Regions from separate parts of the Homo sapiens genome. Here region 2 is linked to region 1. Evidence: chromatin loops called from intact Hi-C (ENCODE). Cell type or tissue: mucosa of descending colon. All regions are shown on one strand. Links, peaks and the distances in the headings refer to the core of each region. The heading gives the core; the rest is flanking DNA.

Evidence for each region. Peaks named below come from ENCODE experiments on the same cell type or tissue, not always from the same donor. Only the 100,000 strongest peaks of a DNase experiment are listed, where the experiment ranks them.
Region 2: it touches region 1 in a loop (7-fold over the local background); 84 of 110 quality-filtered maps call a loop at or near these places.

Annotation. Positions count from the first base shown.
Region 1 is chr11:36,701,266-36,704,188 of GRCh38, forward strand. It overlaps LOC107984326 (a long non-coding RNA gene), which reads left to right and starts at 1,660. Exons shown (of 4, transcript XR_001748187.1): 1 at 1,660-2,023. In mucosa of descending colon, for the core only: CTCF peaks have their summits at 1,505 (motif pointing right) and 1,710; no DNase peak of the experiment used is centred there.
Region 2 is chr11:36,750,711-36,753,633 of GRCh38, forward strand. The region is part of intron 3 of LOC107984326 (a long non-coding RNA gene); the gene reads left to right. Among named protein-coding and RNA genes, the nearest start is that of RAG2, 150 kb to the left of the region's middle. RefSeq lists an enhancer at 1-184. In mucosa of descending colon, for the core only: no CTCF peak of the experiment used is centred there; no DNase peak of the experiment used is centred there.

The sequences.
Region 1 (2,923 bases), core at 123-2,622:
TAAAAGACATTTTGAATTTAACTTCTTAATTAGGAAACACCAAAGCTGTCATTCATACTAGGAGAAAGAAGGAGACTTCATCTCCCACTGCAGATAATGAGACTTTCCAGATATTAATTGTATGTGTGTTTAGCTTTGAAATGTAGTATTTAAAGTTTCGAGAATTAGAAATAGCATAGATATAGAGGACCTGGCCAGGCCCTGTCATGCAGTAGGGTCATTAATAAATGGGGATAACCCTTAAAAAATAGAGTAATCAGATTTTTTGGGGGGGGGATAATAAATTCACTCTTCAGTCTTTAAGTACCACACACCAGCTCTAAGGTGAAGTTGTGAAGAAGTTACTAAGTGACTTATCAGAAGCATCCTGGTTGAAATGAGAGGGAAAGTTGCTACCATTTATTCTGTGCCAGGAACTTGAACATCTTTTCATGCAATACCACATTTAATCCTCTTGCTATTCTCATAAAGTAGAGAAATATGTATTGATTCTGGTTATAAGAAAACTGAGGCTCCAAGAGTTAAACTGACCTGTCCACATTACCAGCTGATGAGTGTGAGGGTTGGAATACAAACCTAGATCTGAGACCCATGCTCTTTGTGTAATACCACCCTGCTGCCTCATGGGAAAGGTGAGAAGATCTCACAAAGGGATTCCACAATTGTACTTTGTACTTCTCCTCCTTGGTAAAAACTGATATCCATGATAGATTTTTAAAAATGAAATATGTCCTCCCTCTTAGATGGCCAGCAACATGTTTGCTGGGGCCAGGTCTGTTTTATTACTTATCCAAAACACATGGCCCAATGCTTGGTACATTGTACGTGGTCAAGTTTTTCACTGACTGATTATAAGTGAGCATATGCTATTGGAATCTAGAAAGTAAACTAATGCAAATTTGGGGGAGATTGTTTTTTGCAGATACATAAGTTTACTGATATGTCTTTGATTCATTTCGAAAATTCTTTCCCTAAAGGTATCGATGGATTGTCAGACTCCTTGATATTTACACTAATCATAACTCCTACATGATTAATAAACAAGTAAAAAATGTTGAAGATCAGGCAGGTGAACTGCTGGAGTGATCACTGTTAGAGTTTCTGAGTTTCTGTTCTTTTCCAGGATAAGATTTGGTTCCTAATGGTTGGGCGTGGGCTCTGAAACTTGGAGAATCAGAAAGGGAATAGAACCTGTGATTTAGATTGCTGAGCCACACTTAAATGGCTGTCAGCTGAGATTCAGGAATGGCAGAGGCTGATTCAGCTGGAGTCATACAGCAGCTACTATTAATAACAAGACGAGCAGAGTGGGGAGAGAACTCAATGAATCGAACAAGAGGGGACAATGGGAGCTCAGGAGGGTAAACCCGATTACCCAGTTACTACTGTGTCTTGTGTCCATCTGGAAATAGGCCTTGTCTCTTCCCTACCAGCTGAATTCTCAGCTGAAAATGCAAAGGTCAAACACTTAGAGAAGCCTGTTTTAATGGGGGTGGATATTATTTCTGCCTCAGCCATTTTCAGCTGGAAACCACAAGATGGCAATGTTGCATCATTCCTTGCAAGACCTTTACCCATGGCTGTCCTGACTCCAGGTGAATTCAATCGCTAAGCAATAAATTGGGAGATGCAGGATCTTGTTGGTTTAACCAGCTAACATTATACTTGTATTTGGTACTACTGATTGTGTTTTCCTTGATAAAATGTAGCATACTCCAGGAAAAGTAATACATTTTCACCCCTTGTTAGAACACTCATGTAATTCAAGCAAATAACACAAACACAGTCTGAATTTCAGTCTTCTAGACCCGGTTTTCCCCAACATCAGACTAATTAGTTTTATTCCATCTAGCCAACACCTGCTTGAGAAGAACATTTAGTGTCATAAAACAAACCACCCACCAAGAAATAAGGAAACTGAGAAAAGCCCACACACCAACGTCATGTTGCCAAGCTCAGCTCTAAAACAAAGCCTTACAACACACCCTGGTGGATTCTCTTGGAGGAAACTCCATTTTCTAATGTAAGTTTCTGCATGAAAAAACTCTGTTCAGAGTCGTGAAATGCTCTTATGCAAATGATATTGTTGGAATCTTTTTCGTTTCTTTAGAAGTCAATTTCTGAGGACATGTTCAGGTTTAATTCTTTCAGCAGACCCTTGAGTCCTCTGTTTTTTAATTGTGTTTGAGAAAGAGACTAAAATGAAATTTTGGTGGTGTGATCAAACACCAAGGGATTTGGTGCCTTCCCGAGTATTACGGGCATAGATCAAATACTGAGTACCTTTCGATGGTTATTAAGGTGAGGTTACAAGTGTTATAATTGTTTGCCCTAGAAAAGGTTCAGGTGTGAATGAGTTGCTTTCATGGAGGAGATTAAGGGAAAGGATGCTGCTAGATCAGTGGTTCTCAAATTTTAGCAGGCATCAGGATCACTTGGATGACATATCAAACTACAGATTACTGGACTTCACCTCTAGAGTTTCTGATTCTATAGGTCTAGGGTAGGGCCCGGGGATTTGTGTTTCTGACAAGTTCACAGGTAATGGGGATGCAGCTGGTCTAGAAGTCATGCTTTTAGAACCCTGATGCTGGACCTGTTTTCTCTAAAGGACAGGTAACTGGGTGATTTTCATTTAGGTGCTTTGCAGAGAATGTTGAGAAATACTGACTCAATAGAATGAATGCTTGCTTTAGGATCTAGAGATGTGAATTCAAATATAGGCCCTATAACTTAGTTGCTAGATATGTGAGGCCAATGACTTAACTTCCCATAATCTCCATCTGTTGTCTAGAAAATAGGATTGTACTCAGATATCAGGATTTGAGTCCTGGCTTTGCTAATTACTATATGACTTTGTTCAAATTACTTAGCCACTCTGAGTCTGATTCCTTATGGGTAAGAATAGTACTTCTGAGTTGTT
Region 2 (2,923 bases), core at 318-2,817, 50 kb after region 1:
TAGCAAATAGCAGCAGGTGTGTCCAGTTGGCTCCTTCTCATGAGATAATGAATATAAAGTATTTATTACAATCCTTGGCATGTAAGAAATGCCCAGTAAATATTAGCTTATTTACTTATTATTTTTCTACCTCTTAAGTGCGTGTGTACTCTTAGAGTTGTGTTTTGGTTTTCTATGACTTCCATAACAAATGACTACAAACACACACTATATATGTGTGTGTGTGTGTGTGTGTATACACATACACTTAAGAGGTAGAAAAATAATAAGTAAATAAGCTAATTTTCTTCTACCTAAGTGTGTGTAGAAATAAATACAATAAATAAATTATTAAATAAAATAAGCTAATATTAGTGTTTTACCTCTTAAGTGTGTGTGCACACACACACACACACACATATATACATATACACACACCTAAGAAGTAGAAAATACACATTCCCACAAATGATATGTGTACATGTAGAAAAAGTAGAAAGTACAGATAAATAGAGCAAGCACCTTTTATTGCTTTTATTGACAGCATTCCTCTTGTGGGAAGAGGGCTCAGGACAGCCTTTTTGCTGATAGGAAACTGAGACCCTTAGTGGAAAGAAGACTTGCCAAAGTTCACTTAGTGGAAGGATGGAAGCCAGACCCTAGGCCCCTTGGCCCCCAGCCCAGCTGTCTTTTTCTCTTGATTGCCTTGCTTTCATTAGCTGTGCTGCCTTTTCCAGGTGCCTTTCTGGAGCTGGACTTGGCAGCTAAACTGACAATGATGTATGTCCCTAGGAGTCCCCAGGAAGGGGACTTTGGAGCCACTATAAACACGCGGGGTAAGGACAGCAGCTACATCTGGAAGCCTGCAGAAGCTTCCATTCCAGGAAGTGCTGTCTGCTACGCTGTCCCTGTGTGTACCCCTTTTGCTGTCATAGTCTGCTTCAAACCTGTCAAAACATGAAAAACTGCCTATTAGGAGGCCGCTTCCAGCTGTTCTGTTCTATGCTCACTTTATAGCAATTTCCTCCCACTTTCTCCAAATGTTTCCATTAGGGAGGGAAGGGTCCCCAATGTAAGATTGCTCCCTGATGTTAGCAGGACACAAAATAGCCAAATGTATGTCAGAAAGCTGAAATCAGTTATTGCTGACAACAGTAATAGTGGTGTCTGGAATATGACCTAGTTTATTGCTCAGCACCTGGTCTTAGTTGATAAATTTTTTTTGAGAGACCAACTGGTCATGTAGGCATCCAAAGCAAAAAACAGCAGTGTGGTTATGGTAGGTACAAGTTGAGAGAGAGATAGAGAGAGAGAGAGAGAGGGAGAAGGTGACAGGAGAGAGCACAGATATGCTGATTTATTACCGGTAACAATTGCTACCATTCATTAAGTGTCAGGCACTGGGATATGTGTTTTAAACACATGTTCTTGAACCTTTACAACAACCATACAAAATAAATATCTTTATCCCCGTTCCAGTGATTAGAAAACTAGGGCCCAGAGAGGCTAAGCAACTCACCCAAGGTCACACAGCTACTAAATGAAGAAGCCCAATTCGGACCCAATTCTGTCTGATTCTAGAGCTCTTTATACATTATGCTACTTCTTGTTTATCATATTCAGCTGGTGTCTTCTGGGTCACTTTCCCATGAAAGTACTACTAAAATGATTTCACACACACACTAACCAGTCATAGGCCTTGCTTCTCATTGGGATTAGTTTTGAGTAATGGAGGGTTCCTGTAATGGGAGTCTGGAGATGCTGAGGGGAAGGGCACGCATGCATGCTTGTGTGTGAATATTAATTGTGTCTTTCGTAGTTGCAGCCTAGATCTGTAAAAATGTTTTATTAACTGTGGTCCTATGTCTCTGCTGGCAACCCACCGTAATCCCGAGGCAACAGGCTAGAAAGTGACGAATGAGAATAATTTCTTGATCGATGGGGCTGTTCTTTGTGGATTTAAAAGGACCTTGTTAAAATGACAGAGGCTCATTTTCACACTGTATCTTCAATGTCTAGATAGAAAAACCCTAAAAAAATGAAACGTTCAAGATCCTTGGAGGATGGCCTCTAGAGCCAGTTTCTTTTCTGCCCCAGCACTCTAAGCCAGGCTGAGCCAGCAAAGCTCAAATCCTCAGCTGCTCACAAAATCCACTGGTGCCCGATGTAGTTCTGGACAGTTGTTCTGAAATGCCTCACCTGCCCTTTCCTTTTGCTGTCACGCATTGCTTGCAAATGTCTCCATCTCTGCTAAATAACCGTTTAGTGTTTAAACTCCTGGCATGTGCCTAGCATTGTCTCTCTCTCCTTTTGCTAATAGCTGCACTCAGTGTTGGGCCCTCTAGGGAAGTGGACAATGTAGCAATGTGCATGGAAGTTAAGACCCATCTTTGAAATTAATTTGAGGCACTGATCAAGACTTTATGCCTTAACATTTGTTTTTCTTTTCATCAGGCATCATGCCCAAATTTTTATTCTTAGCCATTTATTTATTTTAACTTTGAACAGCTTTAATATTTGGAGAAACTTACAATATTTACATAATCCTGAGAGGGCTGACACCTAAGAGACTCAGCCATGATGCTTTTGAGAACTCCCTAAGCACACAGCTTCTTGGGAATTGGATTTATTTTATCTTATTTTTTTATTTATTTTATTTTATTATTATTATACTTTAAGTTTTAGGGTACATGGGCACAATGTGCAGGTTAGTTACATACGTATACATGTGCCATGCTGGTGTGCTGCACCCATTAACTCATCACTTACATTAGGTATATCTCCTAATGCTATCCCTCCCCCCTCCCCCCACCCCACACCAGACCCCAGAGTGTGATGTTCCCCTTCCTGTGTCCATGTGTTCTCATTGTTCAATTCCCACCTATGAGTGAGAACATGCGGTGTTTGGTTTTTTGTCCTTGCAATAGTTTACTGAGAATGATGA